Regions from separate parts of the Homo sapiens genome. Here region 2 is linked to region 1. Evidence: read pairs that join two places in POLR2A ChIA-PET (ENCODE). Cell type or tissue: OCI-LY7. All regions are shown on one strand. Each heading gives the region's core, and the rest is flanking DNA. Links, peaks and the distances in the headings are about the cores only.

What was found. Peaks named below come from ENCODE experiments on the same cell type or tissue, not always from the same donor. Only the 100,000 strongest peaks of a DNase experiment are listed, where the experiment ranks them.
Region 2: POLR2A ChIA-PET joins it to region 1 with 7 read pairs; 3 of 35 experiments call an interaction of 5 or more read pairs at or near these places.

What each region holds. Positions count from the first base shown.
Region 1 is chr6:89,606,069-89,618,477 of GRCh38, forward strand. It overlaps ANKRD6 (ankyrin repeat domain 6), which reads left to right. Exons shown (of 16, transcript NM_001242809.2): 5 at 1-37; 6 at 6,204-6,302; 7 at 7,724-7,822; 8 at 10,491-10,589; 9 at 11,886-11,963. All of the region lies in intron 1 of LOC124901359 (a long non-coding RNA gene), which reads right to left. Among named protein-coding and RNA genes, the nearest start is that of MDN1-AS1, 26 kb to the right of the region's middle. RefSeq lists a silencer at 3,314-3,513. In OCI-LY7, for the core only: CTCF peaks have their summits at 4,188 (motif pointing left), 4,387 and 6,345; DNase peaks (open chromatin) are centred at 4,193 and 5,783.
Region 2 is chr6:88,991,067-89,003,475 of GRCh38, forward strand. It overlaps the pseudogene CYCSP16. Among named protein-coding and RNA genes, the nearest start is that of RNGTT, 34 kb to the left of the region's middle. In OCI-LY7, for the core only: no CTCF peak of the experiment used is centred there; no DNase peak of the experiment used is centred there.

The DNA.
Region 1 (12,409 bases), core at 2,722-7,721:
CATTAAAGCAGGAGCCAACGTGCTTGCCAAGAACAAGGTGAGGCCTGGCAGATGCTAGAATGCCTCATTCACAGGTGAGGATGGCTGTGGGTTTCTCCCCCTGTGGGAGCCTTCTTCCAGTGAGAAGAGTGAGAGCCCAGAGTGGCACGAGGAACCTGAAGGTCCATTCGGCCCAGAAGTTTCATTTGCAGAAAAGGCTAGAAGCTGATTGATATTCCAGGTCAGGAGCAAGTGCACCAACAGCGCCAAAACCCTGCTTATGTGAGAGGCCCCTGACTGCTGCTGGGAATCTACATGCGATTACTGTCCCATAGTTTTTTTGTATTCAAAAAATATGGCAATGGAGTTGGCATTAAAAAAATCAGCAAAAGAACTTTAAAATGCTAATACCGAAAATTAGTAAAGTGGGCTCCCCTAGATGCTGCTGGGAAAGTGTGATACGAATAGCCACCTTTGGGAGACAATTTGGCAAAACAAATCAGGAGCCTTAAAATGGTCCTTTTTTGGCCTGGCATGGTGGCTCACACCTGTAATCACAGCACTTTGGGTGGCTGAGGTGGGTGGATCACCTGAGGTCAAGGGTTTGAGACCAGCCTGGCCAACATGGTGAAACCCCATCTCTAATAAAAATACAAAAATTATCCGGGAATGGTGGCTCATGCCTGTAGTCCCAGCTACTTGGGAGGCTGAGGCAGGAGAATCGCTTGAACCTAGGAAGCAGAGGTTACAGTGAGCCAAGATTGCACCACTGCACTCCAGCCTGGGCACAGAGTGAGAGACTGTCGTGGGGGCAGGTGGGGGCGGGGGTGGGCCTTTTTTGGCCAGGTGCAGTGGCTTATGCCTGTAATCCCAAACTTTTAGGAGGCTGAGGCAGGCGGATCACTTGAGACCAGGCATTCAAGACCAGCCTGGCCAACATGGTGAAACCCTGTTTCTACTAAAAATACAAAAAATTAGCTGGATGTGGTGGTGCATGCCGTCATCCCAGCTACTCGGAAGGCTGAGACACAAGAATCGCTTGAACCTGGTAGGCGGAAGTTGCAGTGAGCTTAGTTCGTGCCACTGTACTCCAGCTTGGGTGACAGAGTGAGACCCGGTCTCAAAAAAAAAAAAAAGGTCCTTTTTACTTGGTACCTACCTTTCTTGGACTCTATCCTAAAAAGGTAATAAAACCTGCTATTGAAATGAAATATGGAAAAGAAAAAAATAAGCAATAAAACCAGTAAAATTTTACCGACAAAGATGTTCATGACAGCAGTAGTTATATTTTTTTAACTGTGGGGAGGGAGACTTAGAATTATGGTTCATTCATACAGTGGAATATAATTAATATTAAAATCGTAGTTTTGAAAATAATGCTTTCCACTGTTAAAGAACATCACAAAGAGATATAAGATCATATATAGTACATGTCCCAGTGCTTAATATAAATTTGTGTATTTAAAAATTTAAGCACAGAAGAATATCATCAGAATATTAACAGTGGTTATCTCTGGGAATTGAGGCTAAGATTGATTTTTATTTTTGTACCTTTCCCAAATTTTCCAGAATGAACCCATTATTTCTTTTACAATTGGGAGAAGAGACTTTTTTTTTTTTTTTTTGGATACAGAATCTCGTTCTGTCACCCAGGCTGGAGTGCAATGGCACACTGTCGGCTTATTGCAACCTCTGCCTCCTGAGTTCAAGCGATTCTCCTGCCTCAGCCTCCTAAGTAGCTGGGCATGTGCCCCCACGCCCGGCTAATTTTTCCATTTTTAGTAGAGATGGGGTTTCACCATGTTGGCCAGGCTGGTCTTGAACTCCTGACCCCGTGATCTGCCCGCCTCAGCCTCCTAAGTATCTGGGCATGTGCCCCCACGCCTGGCTAATTTTTCTATTTTTAGTAGAGATGGGGTTTCACCATGTTGGCCAGGCTGGTCTTGAACTCCTGACCCCGTGATCTGCCCACCTCGGCCTCCCAAAGTGTTGGGATTACAGGCGTGAGCCACTGTGCCCATGCCAAGAGATATACTTTATCTCAAAAATAAAAAAGCGTTATCAGTACTCTGGAGATATTTGCAGTTGAGGTAAGAAGGGTCATAAAAGGGCTTACCCTCTTTTCTTTCCCTGGATGGCCAGATTGGGTCTGTAGCAGGGGCCTGAGAATTTCCCACAGTGCACTGCCACATCACAGAGTGGTAGCTTCAGCTAATAGTGGTAGGATAATGAATCAGGTGGGCTAGAATGGGGTTCTAGGTGGCAGTAGCCTGGGGACAATGGGCAGCAGTAAGTACCCTCCCTAATACACACACACACACTATATATATATATATATGTACAATTTCATGGCCAAGTCAAATCTGAAACCATAGTATCTCTAGCTTATGACACACAGACATCTGCATACAAGATCTTCAACAGCAATGCCAGGCAAATCAAGCTATAGAAATATACCCCATCAATGAAGTGACTTCTCCAGACCTTGCATGCTGCAGGAAATAGAAATGACAGCCTGAAACTCCTTTGTGAACGTAATCTCTGTGGGAGCAAGAGAACCCACCTCAGTGGCTTTGCCCTCCGGTGAAATCTCCTGGCTCTCACTACTTTTCCATTGGTTCATTAGAGAGCATAGTTAAGCAAGCCATGCCTTCGTCATTTTCATCCGTCTCCCCTCTCCAGTCCCTCATTACATCTTAGGACATCTTCAAGTCTCACACCTGTTCCTCTTTCCATGCTCATTCTTAAGCATGCCCTGGATTATTTCAGATGCCTCAAGCAGATTGGCAGGCTCAAATCTAGTCCCTCCTTTCATCCTGCTCTTCCTCTGCTCAGCGACCTTCTCATAAAGCTCCTGTCTGACACTGTCTATAAGCCTCTGCTGGCCCACCTCTGGAGTTCCTCCTGGCTCCTTTCCCCTAGAGCACCTCCTGTGCCCTCAGAGTGGGGCTCACTGGCCTGCTTCTCATTCCTGCCTATAGACCTCCAACCTGGCCCCAGGCCCTCTCCCTCCCCGAAGACCCACTGGGCTGCTTCTGCAACTCTCCCTTGGCACCGCATGCAGCTTTGTGCTGTCGTTTCCTAGTTCATATTTTTCATGGTTCCCTCATGGATCAAAAGCTTGAGGTCTGAGAGCAGCAAGCTACGTATGGTAATATCGCCGGTAGTGCCTGGCTCACAGCTCAGGAGGTGGGTGGCTGCCCATTTCTTCAAAATGCATATGGTCTGGAACAGGAGTTGATGGTGTGTAATCACTTTTTTTTTTCTTTTTGAGACAGAGTTTCACTCTTGTTGCCCAGGCTGGAGTGCAATGGCTCAATCTCGGCTCACTGCAACCTCCGCCTCCCGGGTTCAAGCGATTCTCCTGCCTCACCCTCCCGAGTAGCTGGGATTACAGGCACCTGCCATCACGCTCAGCTAATTTTTGTATTTTTAGTAGAGACAGCGTTTCACCATGTTGGCCAGACTGGTTTTGAAATCCTGACCTCAGGTGATCCACTCACCTTGGCCTCCCAAAGTGCTGGGATTACAGGAGTGAGCCACCGAACCCGGCCTGTAATCACCACGTTTTTTTGTTTGTTTGTTTGTTTTGAGACAGAGTCTCACTCTGTTGCCAGGCTGGAGCGCGATCTCGGCTTGCTGAAACCTCTGCCTCCCGGGTTCAAGCTATTACGCTGCCTCAGCCTCCTGAGTAGCTGAGACTACAGGCACACACCACCATGCCCAGCTAATTTTTGTATTTTTAGTAGAGACGAGGTTTCACCATGTTGGCTGGGATGGTCTTGATCTCTTGATCTTGTGATCCACCCACCTCGGCCTCCCAAGGTGATGGATTACAGGCGTGAACCACTGCACCCAGCCCAGAAATTGTTTCTGTGTAAATAAAATGGCTTCAGAAGGACAGGTCAGGAAACTCATGCGTCTCAAAGGGAGGGACATTTTGTACCAGCCATAGCCCGTAGAAAGATCCTTCTTATTCAGCAGATGTAGCAGCTCCTGTCTGGGAAATCAGTACCCACTACTCAGGGTGGGGAAAAACGCCTGCTACATATATATCTACCCTAGGTCACATTTTCTAATGTCAGGTTTTGAGATATAGGTATGAAGTCACGCTGTTCTGTGAGTTTTGACAAATGTATACGGTTGTGTAACCCCCACCATAAGATATAGAATGTTTCCATTGCCCCTTAATGTTCCTTTGCGCCCTCTGGTGGCAGGCCCCCAGTCACCCTCTCCCAGCCCCGGGCAACCACGGATCTGTTTTGCTTGTTCATAAAGGTCATGTAAATGGAATCATACAGTATGCGGCCTTCTGTGTGTGGCTTCTTAAACTTAGCATAATGTTTTTGAGATTCCTCCGTGTCGTTACATGGAGGAATGGTTCACGCCTCTTTATTGCTGAGGAGTATTCCATTGTGTGGATCTACCACAATTTGTTTATCCAAACCTATGGTTTTTAATTTTCTTGGTGCAAATGCTTTTCCACATCATCGATATTTCCTTATTGGCAATATAAGCTTTGGTATGATCTATTTCTAGAGGCATCAGATTTCTTTCATTTCACTCATGTATTCAACACGTATTTAGTGGTTGCCATGAAGCCCATAACTTGCAGACAACTTGAGAGTAGTGTTTTTAAAACCTGGGCAGACCCCTTGTTGCTGAGAACTAAACTAGCAGTGGTTCTCCACCTGGCTGCACATTAGACCCTCCTGGGGAACTATAAACAAACGAAAAAGGAAAAAAAACAAAACTTAAAAAAAAAAAAAACCTGAAGACCAGGCCTGGGGTGATGGACTGTCCCAGTTTGCCCTGGGCTAAAGGGTTTCCCGGAATGTGGGACTTTCAGTACTAAAATAGGGATGCTGGATACCCATCCCCAAGGCCACATAAATCAGAGTCCCTAGAACGGTTGTGGCTGTGCACAGGGCTGGTTTGAAAGCTTCCCCAGGTGATTCTAATGTGCACCCAAGGGTTGAGAACCAGCGAGCCTGCTAGAACCTCAGGCCTGTAATCCTCCCTGTGCCTGGAGGTAAAAGTGAGACAAAAGGTCCACCAGGGCTGGTTGGAGCTAAGGTGAAGAGAAGGGGGATAAGCAAACTGGCCGCATCCAGTATTCCTCTATTTTTTTTTTTTTTAACTCATTTCTCTTTTTAAAAGATCAGGAATCTGATATACTGGAGTATCGGCAGCCAGGACTGTGAGATCCAGAAGGGTGTGAACTAGGTGAGGGAGAAGCAATGAACAGGCAGTGTAATGCTCTGAGCCCACGCACCTGCAAGCCTGACCCAGCACTTGAGCTCAGCAGAACCAACGCGGAGCTTCTGTGTTTAACCTCCTGAGTGCTTGCAGGCTCTTGGATGACACAATGTCACCTATCACACGGCCTTGCTTTCTTGTTACTTTTCTAGGGGTTATCAGCGGCCTCACATGCCCTACTCCCATAGACTCAAAAGTTCTGTTCATGTCCTGCAATTTTTTCCTGCAGTATTGCTATGGACCTTATTCTGACCCTTGGTTGTCATTGTGATGTGGTTTGTTGAGGTTCTCAAAAACAAGAAGGACCCAAAAAGCAAGAGGGTCTCAATCTGTGTCCTAAGTGATAGATGCAACTGTACTGCCTGAAAGGCAGGGCCTGGTGTCCATAGTTAAAATTTTGATGTTTCAAGAAAAATACAAGAATGGGTGACTTGAAAAAGGCTAACAAGTTAAATCTCAGTTGCATTAGCCTGCCCTTCCAGGAAGTGGCTAGTTTTACTTTTTTTAGCCCACCATTGGCAGGGATTGTAACCACAGCTATTGCCCATGTGGGGCAGGAAGTCATCTGATAGGAATTGAGTACTGTGCATGTGTCCAGCATTGTGTGTTAAGAAAACACCTTCCTAGACACTCTGAGTCAATCCCCATAGTTTTAGGATGTGGGGGTCATGCTCCATTTCCCAGGTAAGGAATTTGAGCATTTGAAAAGGCTGGCTTTTAGTTAGTAAGTTGCAGAGCCAGGACTTGGAACCAAGGTTTTATGACAAATAGGACTCTTCTGCCTGTTCAGACTCCAAATTAAATGTTCTTACCTCTGAAGCATCCCCACTGAAACCATCGGGCAAGAGGCAGAGAATGTGAGCGTTGCCTTTTCCCCCGAGTAAGTACTGCCCCTCTGCAAGGCATGCAAGTCTGTGCGGAAGCATGTTGCTAATATGTCCTCCCTCTCTCTGCCTCTCTCCAAGGCGGGGAACACAGCTCTGCACCTGGCCTGCCAGAACAGCCACTCCCAGAGCACGCGCGTCCTCCTGCTGGCCGGGTCCCGCGCTGACCTCAAAAATAATGTGGGTGAACAAAACCAGATTCTCACGTTCTCTCTTTCTTGTGTCACTTCAGAAAATAACTTCATGAGCATACTTGAACCTTAACATCTAGAAATTAAAATGTAAAAAGTATTTGGGGACTATCTCTAAAGTGTTCTTTTTTTGGCAATTTTCTAAGGGATCATTCAGGCATGTGAGAAGAAGAATCAAAAGACTTGGAAATACTGCTTTTCTCCCATCATTTTCCCTTCATGCCTCATCTTTGGTTTATCATTTCTTACAGTACGTGTCTGGCCAATTACAGACTAGGAAACCAGTTAATGTTTTAAGAAAGTCTCTACCCACATAGAGTGTTGAGTGTTGTACTATTATCAGCAAATATGAGCTGGTGCCATTTACAGGGGAGGTCCTCTAATGCCCCATGCCCAGCATCTATAGCGAGCAGGTCCTACTGATGACTGAGGCGTCCTTGGGATGAGCTGACCGGAAAGGTCACATGGGTATCGCTTCTTCACAAAGAAGCTGTATTTCCTTTATAAATCCCCTGCCTTAGCCACGTTGGCTAAATAAATAAATAAATCTGAGGCTTCTTTCTAAAGTGTCCTCAGGTGAGGGTCTCCCTGTTTGGGGTAGACTCATCTAATGCTCTGAACCTCAGCTTTGAGCTTGGTTCCGTCTTAATGCAGGGGAGAAAAGTATGCCAAGTGGCCAGTGTTCTCCAGACAGAGCTAGGATGGAAATGGCAAGAAAACACTGCAGGCAGCTTTTTGTCTCCAGTTCTTTATTGTCTTTGTGGGAACAGGGTTCTGCCTGTTGTGCTTACTGAGCATCCTGCCCCTGAGTTTTTCTTCATACCCTTTTTTTGCTCCCAGTGATTGCTTCCTTATGAGCTCCCCTACTACATAGCTCCATATAGGATATTGGGGTCCAACTGAAGTGGGATACTCCTTGAACTTCAGGGGGTACGTGTAATCTTAAGATTTGACAACCCCCCTGCTGCCCTGTCCTTTCATCCATGAGGGATCTATGCTGGGAAGGGCTCATTTCCAAAGCAATGCTGTTGGTCTTAAGTCAGTATACTACTGACCTTTTGGGTTGTAGGGAGGCTAGGGTCCCTGGATCCTCCTCAAGCACAGGTAAGCAGAGCCTGCCTTAGCTCTTGGAAAGGTCTCATGGGGAGCAGACGTCTAGTTTCATAAACGTGGAAGCAGTGATTCTGTGACCACGTGGTTGTTCTGCACAGGCAGAAAGGGAGCAGGGCTGCCCACAGCAGCAAAGAATGGCGAGCCTTGGGGTGGAGCATCTATGTTAAAAGAGCTGCTTATGATTCCCTAAAGAGTACATGATAGTCTGCTAGCTTTTAAATAACATTTTCTTTCTACTTTTCTCTATTTGTTTTGTAACTGCTCAGATTGTGCTTAGAGTTTGATTTTTGTCCGCAGGCAGGAGACACCTGTTTGCACGTTGCTGCGCGCTATAATCACTTGTCCATCATTAGGCTCCTCCTCACTGCTTTCTGTTCTGTCCATGAAAAGAACCAGGTCAGTGCATGTATTCTCTTCATGGCTGCCAGCACCCTTCCCACAAGGCTACCGGACAGGTCTGTTAGTGCAAACGGGAGCAGAGGCTGCTGGGAAGCTGCCATGTCACCTACCTGGGACTCAGCCAGCAGTGGGCTTTGCATGGGTGTCACACTGAGTTCTAGTGGCCCTGGCTTATCTGGCCTGCTAGAGAAAGTGTGCCCTTATAATTCCTGTGCATATCACCACATTTGCATATTGAACATTTTCTGGAGATCCTGGGGCAGGCTTTGTTTTTTAAATGTGATTTTAAAAAGAAAACCCACGAGGAAGAATGTGATTTAGTAAAGAAGCAAGGGAGGCCGGGTGCAGTGGCTCACATCCCAGTACTTTGGGAAGCCAAGGCAGGAGGATCACTTGAGGCTAGGAGTTCAAGACCAGCCCGGGCAACATAGCGAGACCCTGTCTCTACAAAAAATTTTTTTAAAAATTTGGCCGGCCGTGGTGGCTCATGCCTGTAATTCCAGCACTTTGGGAGACTAAGGTGGGTGGATCACTTCGAGTTCAGGAGTTCAAGACCGGCCTGGCCAACATGGTGAAACCCTGTCTCTACCAAAAATACAAAAATTAGCCAGGCGTGGTGGCGTGCACCTGCAATCTCAGCTACTCAGGAAGCTGAGGCAGGAGAATTGCCTGAACCCAGGAGGCAGAGGTTGCAGTGAACCGAGATCATGCTACTGTACTACAACCTGGGCAACAGAGCAAGACTACATCTCAAAATAAATAAATAATAAGTTAATTAAATTTAAAAATTGGGCAGAGTGGCATGTGCCTGTAGTTCCAGCTACTCAGGAGGCTGAGGCAGGTGGATTGTTTGAGCCTAGGAGTTTGAAGCTGTGGTGAGTGAGCCATGATCTTGCCACTGCACACCAGTCTGGGCAACAGAATGAGACCCCGTCTCTTTAAAGGAAAAAAAAAAAAACAAAAAAAAAAACCCACCAAGCAAGCATAGGAATTAGAAGTCTTATAACTCCCTAAGTTCTGTTCCTTGCACTGCCACTTACTTACACTTGAGCTGATAGTCTTTCATTCCCATAAAATTGGGCATATAATCTGTAGAGAGTGCCATGCAATGGGGTTTTGAAATAAAGCTGTGAATATTACCGTCTTCCTTAGAAATGTGCACAATTTCCAGCAGTCATTGGATTTGAAAATTAGATTGTCTTGGTATTTATTGACACCTATGTGGTACATTGTTTCACTTTTCTTTGTTGGAGTGCATAAATCTTAACTAAAAAAAAAAAATTAGATTGTGGTGTAGATTAAAAATACCATGGAATGGTGGTTTCTGACCCTGGCTGCATATGAGAATCAACAGGGGAATTAAGAATACTGTTCCTGGATCCCACCCCAGTTGAAAGAGTCAGAACCTCTGGGGGTGAGGTCCAGGCAATGGTGTTTTTAAAAAGCTCTCTGTCTGAGTATACAGCCACTGACCTAATCAAGTAGCACGGCCTCCCCAGTGGGGTGCTAGATCATCAGGTGACCCCTGCATAGCCCCCACCAACCAGTGCCTTTCAACCTTGGCAGCGTGTCACGGCACTTGAGAGCTTTAAAAAGTCCCCCTGCCCAGCCCACATGGTAGACCAATGAATTCAGCATCTCTGAGAGTGGGACCCAGGCATCATCATTTTTTAAAGCTCTGAAGCTTATTCCAATATTCAGCCAAGGGGAAAGCACTGTGCAGAGCTTCCCTTCAATACACATAGCTAAGTGACTCAGAAATGAAATAAAAATTTTCCCACCCCTCACAAAGATGGCTGAATGTTCATGCTACCCAGGAAAAAAGTATCAGGCGCTTTGCCTGATCACCTGATAGGAGAAAGAATGAATTGTTTCACTTCTCCTATATTTGTCTGGTTTATTTATATCATTGTGTTTGGAAAATGACAGCATTTGCATTTGGAATTGGCCCACTAAGCTGCAGTTGTCTTTATCCTCCTTTCATAGTTGATTTTGTGAAAGCATATTTCTTGTATAAAGATAATATGAACATTTATTTATAGGCTATCTGTAAGATGTAGAAAACAGTTGGTCTTGAGTGAACACTGGTTCTTGGTGTTTCCACCCGCACAAAGCATATCCTGAGCCTGCAGATGGATTGAGTCCCAGTGGCCCCTTCAGATCTACCCGCTGTAGCTGCAGGCTGGCCTGTCACCTCTCCGGTGCTTGCAGAAGTAGCCATCTTCACGGCTTCTCCTGCTCAATCCAGCACTCAGACACCAAGCAGTTTTCTGACCTCTGACCTCCCTGGGTAAAAGAACAGAGCCAAAAGTGGAATGACTAGCCTGCCTGCCCCAGGCCTCCTGCCTGTCCTCCTGTCCTCGTGAGGCTTCAGGTCCCACCATTCTCAACAACCCAGGCCAGCATTACTTTGCCCCTGCGTTTAATCCTGCTGCGTGATTTCAGGTATCCTCACTCAGAAAGAAAGGTGATATTGGTGCCGAGGTCACTTAGTTCCAAGACCTCTTTAAGTAGAGCCTCATAACGCTTTAACAAAGGGCCCCATTTCAGTCTCAGGCAAATCTCAGTTTGACTTTGAAGAGCCACACCTAGGCCAGGTAATGAAAAGCTGGGGGCTGTAGGCCATGAGCAGATGAGGTTTAGCAGACCTTCTAATCAATTCCAGGCTGGAGACACAGCACTTCACGTTGCTGCTGCCCTAAATCACAAGAAGGTGGCCAAAATCTTACTGGAAGCCGGAGCAGATACGACCATTGTTAACAATGTAAGTTGAGTTGCAACATTGCTTTCTAAAGTGGTTCCCACCCCTTTCCAGAATGGGATGTGTACTAAACCCCTGCAGACCCCCAGGCCCAGCGCACTCTGGAAGACGGGGGATCTCTGCTGGAACCACAGCCCCCAGGGCCATTGGGGTGGACTTGAAGGGTACCCCTGCTCTGAGCAGCCCCAGGAGTTGACAAGCCTTGGGGCCTGCTTTTAGCTGCCTGACTGCAGTGAACACAACCTGGCATGAAAAAGAACTCAGGGATGTCCAGTTAAACTGACGAGTGGATGTTACCCAAAGTGAGTTCCAAGCTGTAAATGCATGTGATGCTCAGAAAAATGGCCACATGGCCCTCAGTTTAGTCAGCTTCAAAATTCTAAAGCAACTCCTTTCTCTTCCACTTTGCCTGACCTCACTGTTTCCCTTTCCCTCTCCCCCTCTCACTGTGTGTCCTGCAGATCCTAGAGCAGGCACCAGCTCAGGTGCGCTTTCTTCTTCGAGGCTGTCCTGCGGTCTCTGCCCCTCTGAATGGTTCAGCAGGGCCTGGAGGGTGCAACAGCTGCTGTGTGGAGGTTTTTTTGAGGGGTGTGTGGTCTGGGACTGCTGAAGCTGGCACAAGGCTCTTCAGCTTCCTTGGCTCCTGTATCTAGCTCCCCTCTTTCTCCTCCTGCCTTCTTTTAGCTCTACAACCAGTACTGGGGGTGCAGTTCCATGATGCCTTGAATATCTTCCTTTTGCTATCAACTCCTGGGTTTTGGCTTCATCTCCTGAGAACCTACATTATGGCCATAACTCGTAGTTGCTTTTCATATTCAACTTCCTGAATCTCTCTGGCCAGCCCTGATCTGCTCCTCCGGCGTCTTCCCACTGTTTTCCAGGGGAGATTAATCACTGGGCTGGGCCTCAGATCCTCTGTGGTGTTTCCCCAACTGAAACATTCCCCCTGGATGCTGTCTGAGTGCTACGTTCCCTCCCCTCTTTGCAGGGAAGCACTCCTTGGTGGGTGGTACCCAGGCCTTGGCCTCCTAAAGCACTTCTTGCCCCCTTGGTCTGCCCTTGCCCTCTGGTGTCATATATTTTACTTAGCGTGTCTTCCAGTGTGACCCACCTCCCTCACTGGAGGGTCTGAGGCTGATGACCAGGGCCATATCACATAGGTGGCCATGTTTTGCCACGTAGGTGCTGGGTGTGACTGGGTGTGGAACTGCCTGCTCCTGGCCAGAGCTGTGCCAGCTGGGCTATGTGCGTGTGGGACCCGTGGCCCTTTCTCACCTGTCCTACTCTGCCTCTCCTCAGGCAGGCCAGACTCCGCTGGAGACTGCCCGCTACCACAATAACCCGGAAGTTGCTCTTCTCCTTACTAAAGCTCCCCAGGTAGGATTTACTGCCCTTTCCATGGTACTGATTATGCGGGACTACAAAGTTGTTGGGACTCCTGGTTGCAATCTACTGAAGCCTCTTCAAACTAACTTAAATATGGAATGTAACCAGGCAGTGGAGGTATAGGCATGCATGGGGGCCCAGGATGACGGGAGTCAAAGGCATCAAGTCCAGCTCTTCGTGTTCATGCCTGGGCCGCCTCATCTTCTCCCTGTGGCTGGATCTTTGTCACGGCCAGCTGCCTAGGTCATAGTTTCCCAGCTACTCAGCCAAGGAAGAAGTTCCAGTTTAAGACATCGCAGGACAGGGCCATGATTGCAGAGTTTAGGCCAAATGCCCATCCCTGAAGAAGTGGGACAGGGACTTTAAGAAGAGAAGTGGCATTCCCCAGAGAAAGGCAGGAGGGAGGGGACGATTCTGGGCAGATAGTCGCCTGCCGG
Region 2 (12,409 bases), core at 4,019-9,018, 610 kb before region 1:
AGGCAGGAGGCTCACTTGCGGTCAGGAGTTCAAGACCAGCTTGGGCAACATAATGAGACCCACTGCTTAACTAAATCTTAATAAGATCAAACTCTCCCCAAAGGCAAAGCAGTTTTTTGCCTTTTGCTTTATCTCATCCTATGCTGCCTAGTATAGTTTTTCTGCCTAGATTAGGTGACCAAGTGATAGAAAATACAAAGAGAGTAACAAGATACGTAGGATTGGGGATAAAGTCAGGATTGTCACCCTCTGAGCTCAGATCGTCATTTTTTTTTTTTATGTTTGTTTTTTTAAGGCCTTTCTCCATTGTGGAATTTTAATGCTGAAAGAGGTTGGTGACACCTTCAGGTGAAGGCTTTCAACATTCACTGTATTCATAAGGGCTTTTTCCAGTGTGGCAGATCTGCTTTTGAGATTCAGCTCTATCATCACCTAACTCTCTGACCCAAAGTAAGTTAATTGTAAAATGGAGAAGTAAAAGTATCTATTTGAGAGTGTGTCATGGGGATTACATTAGAAAAATGTGGATAAAGCACTTAGCTTGGCCCTTGGTACATGCTCCATAAAATAGCAAATTAAGAATCAACACAAAATGGTTGAGATGACCCACTTGCAAATGTTATCCTTCCTGAGAGATCATTTGTAACAGGTAGTAGGAGGCCTTAGAAAGTAACCTGCAGGCTGGGCACAGTGGCTCACACCTGTAATCCCAGCACTTTCAGAGGCTGAAGCGGGCGAATCACTTGAGATCAGGAGTTCCAGACCAGGCTGGCCAACATGGCGAAACCACGTCTCTACTAAAAAAAAAAAATACAAAAATTAGCTGGGCATGGTGGCACATGCATGTAGCCCCAGCTACTCAGGAGGCTGAGGCATGAAAATCGCTTGAACCTGGGAGGCGGAGATTGAAGTTAGCCGAGATCATGCCACTGTACTTCAGCATGGGAGACAGAGCAAGACTCGGTCTCAAAACAGGAAAGAAAGGAAAGAAAAGAAAGAAAGAAAGAAAGAAAGAAAGAAAGAAAGAAAGAAAGAAAGAAAGAAAGAAAGAAAGAAAGAAAGAAAGAAAGGAGAAAGAGAGAGAAAGAAAGAAAGAAAGAAGAAAGAGAGAGAGAGGGAGGGAGAGAGGGAGGGAGGGAGGAAGGAAGGAAGGAAGGAGAAAGAAAGAAAAAAGAAAAGAAAGAAAGAAACAGAAAGCAAGCAAGCTGTAGTGACAGTATTAGTCAAGTGTGTATCCTCAGGCCTGTTATTTAATTACAGTTATCTCTTCCTACCTGTGGGTTCTGTATCTTCAGATTCAACCAACTGGGGATTGAATATATTTGGGAAAAGAAAAATACAACAATAAAAAGTAATACAAATTTTAAAATATAGTATAACAAGTATTTACATAATATTGATATTATATTGGGTATTATAAGTAATCTGAAGATGATGTAAAGTATACAAGAGGATGTGCATAGGTTATATGCAAATACTACCCCATTTTCTCTCATTCTCTTTCTCTCTTTTTTTTTTTTTTTTCTGAGACAGAGTCTCACTATTGTTGCCCAGGCTGGTCTCAAACTTCTGGGCTCAAGCAGTCCTCCTGCCTCAGCCTCCTGAGTAAGTGGGATTACAGGTATGCACCATCACACCCAGCTACTATGCCATTTTATACAAGGGACTTGGGCATCCATGGATTTTGCTATCCAAGGGGGATCCTAGAATCAATCACTAACAGATACTGAAGGGCAACTGTAAAGAGAATGTAATCTAATCACTCCTCCAGTAACTTGAACATGTCAAGTAATATTATAGTAATGGAAGTGTCATTGACTGCATAGACCAGAGCGGGAAATACACTGCAGAAATAGGGTGGCAGGAAAGAGAGAGAGAGAGAGAGTTTATGGTGTATCTCTAACACTATATGGAAGAGAAAACACATCTTTCATGGTGGGAACTTTTGTCCCAGCATTGAGAGACTTTCCTGGATCATTGGAATGATAGGAAAGAAACTGTGCTGCTACTCCAGCTGCAACTTTACCCTCTGGTATCAATAGGCCTTTTTGAAGACAGGAACTCCTTGGGGAATACCAAGCTTGGCCCAATTACAAAGGCCCCTTGATCTGGGAGTCAGAATCATATAGCAGCCTGATCTTTTCTCCTCAAGAAACCACTCTCAAAACACAATCTGTGTTAGAAAAGGTTTTCAAAACTAAATTACATTTACATTTTAGTTTGTTAGAGCAGGAACTTCCTTTTTGATTAACCTTCATTAGTCACTGAATATTGTGAAATATATATTTGGTCTTCCACTTCCTGGCATATAACTCCTAAAATCCTTGGACTCTCTGAAGTGATAAACATACTTTTGCATGCTAATTAGTTGACTGATGGCTGGCAACTCCTATGTAGCTTTAGGATGGGGGCTAATCACCCCAAAAACCAAGGCAGGATTAGAGGATTGGAACTTTCAGCCCCACCCCCCAACCTCCTAGAAGAGGTCAGGAGAAAGATGCTTTAGAAATAAACTACAGTAGATCTATTAATTCTTTCAATCAATTTAGCTATTTGTGAAATTTCATTTTGTGCAAGGAGGTAACACCTGCATTTCCATCACCTGCTAGCAGTCTCACAAATATGTATTATTGGTCATAAATGGAATTAGAAACTTCTATCATGAATGTAAGTAGAGGAACTAAAAACAGAAGGCCATTTGTATTATATCATCCAGAATATAAAGCATTATTTAATAAATTCAAACTGTTTTCTAAATGATACCCTGGTGTCCACAATGTTACTGCAGCCCCTTAACAAAGCTTACTTAATAACTAATACTCCTGTGGCTTGAGAGAACTCTATAGGAGTAACAGATATGTAATTTATTTCCCAGAACATGGATAACATAGGGTTAAAATTGTAATTTGTCATAAATGTATACTACAAATGTAATATAAAATTATAATTTTTCCAAATATCTAGTTGTTCTAGTCATATTTGTTGGCCTATCAATTTCCCCATTGAATTTCCCTGGCACCTTTGTAAAAAGACAATCCACTATATATGTGTGGGTCTATTTGTGGATTCCATTGATCTACTTACAATAGTATCACACAGTTTTGATGACTGTAGCCTTTTAGTAATTTTTTTTTTTTTTGAGATCAGGGACTTGCTCTGTCACCCAGGCTAGTGTGCAAAGTGGTGTGATCAGGGCTTACTCCTGGGCTCAAGAAATCCTCCAACCTTAGCTTCCTGAGTAGCTGGGACCACAGGTGTGTGCCATCATGCCTGGCTAATTTTTTATTTTTTGTGGAGACAGGGTCTCACTACGTTGTCCAGGCTGGTCTTGAACTCCTGGGCTCAAGCAATCCTCCTGCCTCAGACTCCCAAAGTGCTTTTAATAATTTTTGAATTCAAAAATTATGTTTTTGAAGTGTTGAAGTCTCCCAACTTTGTCCTTCTCAAGATTATTTTAGCTATTCTAGATTCTCTGCAACTTCATATAAGCTTTACAATCAACTTGCTCATTTCTGTTTAAATAATTCTGTTAGGATTTTGGTTGGGATGGCTTTGGCTCTATGAGCCAATATCAAGAGAGTTTACATCTTAATAAGATGGATGCTTCCAATCCATGAACACAGTTTACCACTCCATTTATTTAGGTCCTTAATTTCTCACCGTAATATTTAATGTTCTTCAGTGTGCAGGTTTTGCACATTGTTGATTAAATTTTTTATTCCTAGGTATTTCATATTTTGATGCTTTTGTAAATGATATTATTTTTAAATTGCATATATAATGCAGCAGCATAAAGTATATCTTGATGAATGGAAAGAACTTATAAAGAATGTATACTCTGAAATTATTAGATTATCTATAAACATGTAAATCAAGTCAAAATGGTGAGAGTGTTATCCAAATCTTTTTTTTTTTTTTTTTTTTTTTTGAGATGGAGTTTCTTATTGCCCAGGCTGGAGTGCAATGGCACGATCTCGGCTCACTGCAACCTCCACCTCCCGGGTTCAAGCGACTCTCCTGCCTCAGCCTCCTGAGTAGCTGGGATTACAGGCATGTGCCATCACTCCCGGCTAATTTTGTATTTTTAGTAGAGACGGGGTTTCTCCATGTTGGTTGGGCTGGTCTCGAACTCCTGACCTCAGGTAATCCGCCCACCTCGCCTCCCAAAGTGCTGGAATTAGAGGCATAAGCCACCACGCCCGGCCTATCCAAATCTTCTATAACTTTATTGATATTTTGTCTTCTTACCCCATCACACACTGAAGGAGAAGCATTAAAACCTCCAAGTATGCCTGGAGATCTATTTCTCTTTTATCAATATTTTGCTTTCATACACCTTGAAGCTATTACGAGGTGCACATGCACTTAGAATTGTTATGTCTTCTTGGCTGGGCACGGTGGCTCACACCTGTAATCCCAGCACTTTGGGAGGCCAAGGCAGTTGGGTTGCTTGAGCCCAGGAGTTTGAGACCAGCCTGGGAAACATGGTGAGACCCCATATGTAGAAAAAAAAATTAAAAATTAACTAGACATGGTGGCGCATGCCTGTAGTCCCAGCTTCTTGGGAGGCTGAGGTGGGAGGATAGCTTGAGCCTAAGAGGTGGAGTTTGCAGTGAGCTGAGATCACGCCACTGTACTTCGCCTGGGTGACAGAGAGAGACCCTGTCTCAAAATAAATAAATAAATAAAATTAATTATTATGTCTTCTTGTTTAAATGACCTTTTTATCATTGCAAAATGATCTTCTTTATCTTTAGAAATACTCCTTGTCTTTAAATCTACTTTGACTGATATATAGGGATATGGTCAGACAGAAATGTGGGTTGTACCCCATTTGTGTCTAATGAAACTTTCCTTTCTTGGAGCTATCTTTGGGGTGGTTCTGAATCTTGTGAGGACTGATTTGCACCTCTTTGGAGATGCCTCATACATCCTTGGTTAAGTCATAATCTTGATTAAGGCATTTTGGTTTTGGTGAATCTCTAGGAAGATATCTTTGGTAAAGAGTTCAAAAGCCAGGAATATTGGCTGTTTGTCCTGGATAAAATCTGATAGTAAGAGATTTGTAAAATTTTTTTTTTTAATCTTCATGGTCATTCAGAAGTCAGCTTAATCAAAAGCTGATATTTAGACTATAATGTTTTTGTTTTTTCTTTTTTTTTTTTCTTTTTTTTGAAAAACGAAAACTGGCCAGGTGCAGTGGCTCACACCTATAATCCCCGCACTTTAGGAGGCTGAGTCAGGAGAATCACTTGAGGCTAGTAGTTCAAGATCAGCCTGGGCAACATAGTGAAATCCCATTTCCACAAAAAGAAAAAAAATGAGCCTGGTATTGTGACGCATACCTGTGGTCCCAGCTACTTGAAAGGCTGAGGTGAGAGGATCACTTAAGCCTGGAAGGTTGAGGCTGCAGTAAGCTGTGATTGTGCCACTGCACTCCAGCCGCGGTGACAGAGGGAGACCTTGTCTCAAAAAAAACCCAAAAAAACAAAAAACAAAACAAAAAAAACTTTCGCTTTTGGATCCTGTTTCTGGGAATTTTTTCCAGTCGACTGAATTTCATTTCTAATTATATGTTTGGTTCTTGTATTTGCTTCCTTTTTTATTGGCATGATTTTTGCTGAGAAAAATATAAAATTTCAGTGGCCTTTCAAGAAAGCTTAAAATCTCCAAATTGGCTCCTCTAAGATTTGTTCTTCCATTTCTTTCCACTTCTACTTCCTTTTTGCCTTTTTTTCTTTTCTTTTGTTTCCTTTTCTTTTCTTTCTTTCTTTTTTTTTTTTTTTTAAAACGAGGTTTCACTCTGTTGCCCACCAGGCTGGAGTCCAGTGGCACAATCACGGCTCACTGCGGCCTTGACCTCCCAAGGGATCCTCCCACTTCAGCCTCCCAAATAGCTAGGACCTCAGGTGTATACTACCAGGCCTGGCTAATGTTTTCATTTTTTGTAGCAATGGGGTCCCACTATGTTAACCAGGCTGGTCTCAAACTCTTGGGCTCAAGCAATCCTCCTGCCTTAGCCTCCCAAAGTGCTGGGATTACAGACATGAGCCACTGTACCCAGGCTTTTTTTGCCACTGAGACCCCCTGAGGAACACAGGAAAATGTGCCATACATCCCCTTTTTAGGGTCTTCTCTTTTCCTCCTGGAGCCTAAAGAGTCATGGGCAGGTTACTGTCATGTCTAAAGTTCTACTCTCTTTTGCACTGAGTTTCCTGATCTCTCTGGCTTTGGGGGGTACCAGGGATTACTTTGTACTGTGAGAGAAACCTGACCTTTCTGTGTGTGAAGACTGGTGGGTCACTGGCAAGGGCTGCAGTTTTGGAGGTGGCTGACAGTGGTTATCACAAATGGTTATTACTGCAGGAAGCTACTTATTTCTTCATGCGTTTAGATAAAAAGAGGTGTGGTTTGGACACCTGGAGGCTGTAGGAACACTCACCACAAAGTGATAAGATTCCCATGGGGGATGGTTTGATCACAGAGTAGGCAAACTGATGTTGGGTCACCCACCAGCCCTGGGGGAATATCCTTGCAACAAGGTGCAGAGTGGAAACATTGCACAGCCTGATCCCATAGTGTTTCCCTTTTTTGTTTGTTTGTTTGTTTGTGACAGAGTTTTGCTCTTGTTGCTTAGGCTGGAGTGCAATGGCGCGATCGCGGCTCACCACAACCTCTGCTCCCAGGTTCAAGCGAATCACCTGTCTCAGCCTCCCTAGTAGCTGGGATTACAGGTGCCCACCACCACGCCCAACTAACTTTTTGCATTTTTAGTAGAGATGGTGTTTCATTGTGTTGGCCAGGCTGGTCTCAAACTCCTGACCTCAGGCGATCCATCCACCTTAGCCTCCCAAAGTGCTGGGATTACAGGCATGAGCCACCGTGCCCGGCTTAGTGTTTCCCTCTTTTTAAGGACCTGGGATTCAGTGTAAAAATGGGATCCTGGATTCCTGGGGTTCTAGATGCTCTCCTTCCAACTGCACCTGCTTTTCACATATACTAGTATTAGGCCCTAGAAATTGCAAATGCTTTTTTGGCCTTATTTTTTAATGGGGTCCACCCTGAGCTCAGTGATCCAGTTAAGAAACAGAAACTAAATTTTAAAACCACATATCTAACAAGATTGGTGTCCAAAATATGGCTTTCTAGCATTCAGTTGATTATTTGGAAAAGGTTTTTGAATTTTTTTCTAGGCTTATCTGTATGTTTCCTTGTAAAATCTATAGTAAATTCCCATGACTTTGACTTTGGTGTCATGTTTAATCTTCCTCTAACACAACCAAACTCCTTGTTGAAAACCCTTACATTCTTTCTCTTTACATTGAGATGTAAATTTGCTATCTTGTTTCCTCTAAAACTAGGGAAAGGCTTTGGCCATGTAAGACAGATAAACTTTAACTTGTTCCATTTACAGAGCCATGACTTAATTTAATTGTCCTTTTGTTAACTAGTGGGTTTTAAGCTGGGCACAGTAGCATGTGCCTTTGGTCCCAGCTACCTGGAGGCTGAGGCAGACGGGTTGCTTGAGCTCAGAAGTTTAAGGTTAGCATGCTCAACATAGTAAAACCATATCTCAAATAAAAAAATAAATAAAATAGTGAGTTTTAAATATCTAATTGCTAAAATTTTAAAAATTGAAGCTGTTAAGTCTGTATGTTTGTCTGTTTTTTTTTTAAATTTATTAATTTTTTTTTTTTTTTTTTTTGAGACAGAGTCTCACTCTGTTGCCCAGGCTGGAGTGCAGTGGCATGATCTCAACTCACTGCAACCTCCACCACTTGGGCTTAAGCAATTCTTACGCCTCAGCCTCCAGAGTAGCTGGAACTACAGGCATATACCACCAGGCCCAGCTAATTTTTGTATTTTTAGTAGAGATGGGATTTCACCATGTTGGCCAGGCTGATCTCAAACTCTGGTCCTCAAATGATCCACCTGCCTCGGCCTCCCAAAGTGCTGGGATTACAGGCATGAGCCAACATGCCCAGCAATTTATTAATTTTTGAGACAATGTCTCACTTTGTTGCCCAGGCTGGAGTGCAGTGGTGTGATTATAGCTCACTGAAGCCTTGACTACCTGGGCTCAAGTGATCCTCCTGCCTCAGCTTCCTGAGTAGCTAGGACCACAGGCACACAACACCACACCTGGCTAATACTTTTTGTATAAATGGGATCTTGCTATGGTGCTCAGGCTAGTCTTGAACTCCTGGACTCAAGTGATCCTCCTGCCTCAGCCTCCCAAAGGGCTGAGATTACAAGGTGTGACCCACCACACCTGAGTGTCTGTATTTTAAGTAAAAATTTTTTTTATTTTTAACTTTTCTTAAAGACAAGGTCACACTATATTGCCCAGGCTGAACTGCCACCTCAGCCTCCTAAGTAGCTGGGACCACAGGGACACACCACCACACCTGGCTGTTTGTCTGTATTTTTATGTATACATGTATAAACATGTCTGTTTGCATATTGTCTGCAGGGTACCAAATTGACCTACAAATAAATGAGCACTTATAAAGTAAATAACTAGCCCAAATGCTTTTCAAGTTCACATGACTTTAGTCATCTCTATTAAAGAAAGCTAGGTTTTAAATTGCTGGTAAAATAAAATAGAAATATCTTCAGAATTTTAGACATTTTTGCTTGAGTATACTGGTCAGACAAATGTATGCTGTCTCTGCTAGATGTCTGAAGGTAATAAAACTGTGGCTTCTGTGATACTTTTGATATTTTCTTGATCTAGCTATAAGCTTACATCTTTGGTTTTGAGTTGTTAGATTCTGTGGCCTAAACAGGTGGCGATGATGAGGCCTGAAGACATATGCATATCCACAGCACTTAGGCCACCAACTACAGGGTAGAGCCAAGTCCAGTATGTCCTCCCTGACCCAGCTGTATCTCCTGGCCATGCTAGAAAGAGTCAAATCCTCCAGGCATTGTCTTGACTGCTCTATCCTCTGTGCCAGGCTCTGCACCTGATACCAAACAATCAAAATTGCTTGGCCAAGTGCAGTGGCTCACACCCGCAATCCCAATACTTTGGAAGGCCAAGGTGGGCAAATCACTTGAGGCCGGAAGTTCAAGACCAGCCTAGCCAACATGGCGAAACCTCGTCTCTACTGAAAATACAAAAATTAACCAGGCATAGTGACGCACATCTGTAATCCCAGCTACTCGGGTGGCCCAGGCACAAGAATCGCTTGAACCCAGGAGGCGGAGGTTGCAGTGAGCCTGGGCAACAGAGTGATCTGTCTCAAAAAAAAAATGTTTACTTACTAGGTTTTTCACTGGAAATTAGCATTACTAAGAAAGTTGTAGTTAATATACGTCATTAAAACTACTACATGTAAGAGAAATAATTCTGTATACAAAGTACGTAAGAAAAGTAGCAAGTGTTTTTGGTAAGGAAAGTTATTTTAAAAACGTGAAGATGTGTTTTTTTGTTCAAGGAAAAGTAATTTTGTGTAGTTTAGTGGTTATTTAAAGGTTCTTTTAAATTAAAGTAATAAAAACAGAAAGATTGGTGAAAAAATAAGGGAAGAAAAGAAAAAAAGATAAAACTGAATGGGTACAGAAAGTTGGGGAAAAAAGAGTGAAAAAGATTTGTAAGAGGTTATGAAACGTTTATGGGACCAGGTGCGCCGGCTCACACCTGTAATCTTAGCACTTTGGGAGGCCAAGGCAAGAAGATTGCTTGAGGCCAGGAGTTCGAGACCACCCTGATCAACACAGCAAGACCTAGTTTCTATTTTTTTTTTTTAAATAAATAAAAGGCTATGGAAATCTTGTGTGGTCAAAGCTGATTGAGATTGGATTAATCTGTTTATAAGGTTTTATCCAAAATATCCTTTAGCATTAGTAATACATTGATACAAAGATAGAATTTGGTTTTCTCTTTTTTCTTTTTGTCCTCAGGAATTCTTGTTGTGCAGCTTTCTTATGAATAATATTTTCCTGTAGTGTTAACAAGAAATAGTAAAAGAGTTGTTCACCTTTTGAGTAAATTGTTAAAAAAAAAAGAGATAGAGGAATTTGCATTATAATGTCTTTCCTAGTTTTCAGATTGTTTGAAAAACTGAGTCTCCTCTCTATCAAAGAGCAGATTTTTTAATATTTTAATTATCATTTCTTATTTATTTATTTATTAAGAGACAGGCTCTTACTCCTTCTCCCAGGCTGAAGTGTAATGGCACAATCACAACTCCCTGTAACCTCAAACCCCTGGGTTCAATCCTCCCATCTCAGTCTCCTGAGTAGCTAGGACTATGAGCATGCGCCACCATGCCCAGCTAATCTTTTTTTACTTTTGTTAAAGACAGGGTCTCACCATGTTGCCCAGGCTGGTCTGAAACTTGTAGACTCAAGTGATTCTCCTACCTTGGCCTCCCAGGGTGTCAGTCAATGCCATGACCCATGGTGACCAGCTTGAGCTCACCCAGCAGAAAATATGGAAAAGCAGAGCAACTCATTTAAGAGAAAGCACCAAGATGACCAGCTTTCTGATGCCACCTGCAAGTAGAGGGACTCAGAGATCATGCAGCAAAAGCAGAAAAAGGCAAATGAGAAGGAGAAACCCAAGTAGCTTTGTGGCTTCATGCGCAACCCTCCTGCCATTCACCAGTGTCCCTGCATCTGCAGCAGGTCCCTTTCGTGCTTCCTTCCCCTCAGGTAGCCTCTCTGCCCCGGGCCATGGGAGTCACAGTTGCCCCTTCCCAGTGTTTTTTATTCCTGTGGGGCTCACCCCAAAGTATTAAAAGTAGCTTTGTAATTCCTTGGGGAAAAAAAAAGAATGAAATGATGCTTAACTTTGAGTTATATTTGTATAAATGTGTTAACATGTGTTCAAAAATTGCATGAGATTCCTAAAAATCTGGTATATCTTGGCAAATTGCATTATTCTAACGCTTTTTCTCTCCATTCTGTTTGTAAATCCTAGAGTGTTGTGTCTTCAAGAAGATTGATGGAAAAAAATGGAGACTGTCACAGGTACTCTTAAATACACACCTCTGCTGATAATTTTGAGATCACACAATTGGACTGCATAAGAATTTCAAAAACTTCAGTGAAAAAAGGGGACTCATAAAATTGCTAACCAATATCAAGCAGAGCAAGAATTAATTACATGAGACTAAAGTAATAAAGGACTGAAATTGTTGTTATTACTGTTTTTTAGACAGGGTCTTACTCTGTCACCCAGGCTGGAGTACAGTGGCATGATCGGCTCACTGCAGCTTCGACCTCCTGGGCTCAAGTGATCCTCCCACCTCAGCTTCTAGAGCAGCTGGGACCACAGGCATGTACCACCATGACTGGCTAATTTTTTATTTTTAGTACAGGCAAGGTCTCGCTATGTTGCCCAGGCTGGTCTCAAACTCCTGGGCTCAAGCAATCCTCCTGCCTCAGCCTCCCAAAGTGCTGTGATTATAGGCATAAGCCACTGCACCCAGCTGAAATAATTTTTCTATAACTTTTCTGCTTGAAATATTGCTGGTTCTTTCATTTATTTATTTATTTGAGACATGGTCTCACTCTGTCACCCAGGCTGGAGTGCAGTGGTATGAACACAGCTCACTGCAGCCTCTAACTCTTGGGCTCAAGCAATTCTCCCACCGCAGCCTCTCACAGGCATGCACCACCATGGCCAGCTATATTTTATTGTTTTGTGTAGAGATAAGGCCCCACTATGCTCCCCAGGCTGGTCTTGATCTCCCGGGCTTACGCAATTCTCCTGTCTCAGCCTCCCAAAGTGCTGAGATTACAGGTTTGCCTCCCTTTTCCATGGTGTTGCACTGGGCACACTTCTGAACAAAAATCTTCTTGCCTTTCTAAACATCACCCGTATTTAATTCTATTTTTTTTCACTGGTGCCACAAAGGTTTCTACTCAGAAGTTGGATGTCCCACTCAAGCATTGCTGATTCTTATGTTTTGTTTTCCATTGTCAGTAAACTTTTTTTATCTTAAGCTGTTTGTAGCTTACAGCAATTAGGTAAAGTATACTTTTGTGAGCAAAATTAAAACATTTACCTTTTTCTGTATCTGATTTCATCAGAATTCAAAAACTATTCATACAAGTTGGCAATGTAGTTATTTACATAAGTTTAATAAGAATGTGTTTTCTTCTGTGACAGGACACAATCAGAGACACTGGTTATTTTACCAAGGCTTTGACTGGAATGTCGTATTTTCAGATGTGACCAGATTGCTTTGAGGAATCAAGGTTGATGTTAAAGCCAGTAGATCTGGGAAAAGATTGGCCTAGTACCTTGTCTACACTGTTCCCTTGCAGGGTTCCTGATTTTATAGTAAGTAAAGAGTGTTACTTTCTGACAGGCCCAAGAAACTCAAGATATTTGGGGAACCTCAAGAAGAGAGAAATTCACTGAATTCATGTAGGTATTACAGGCCCATTCTAG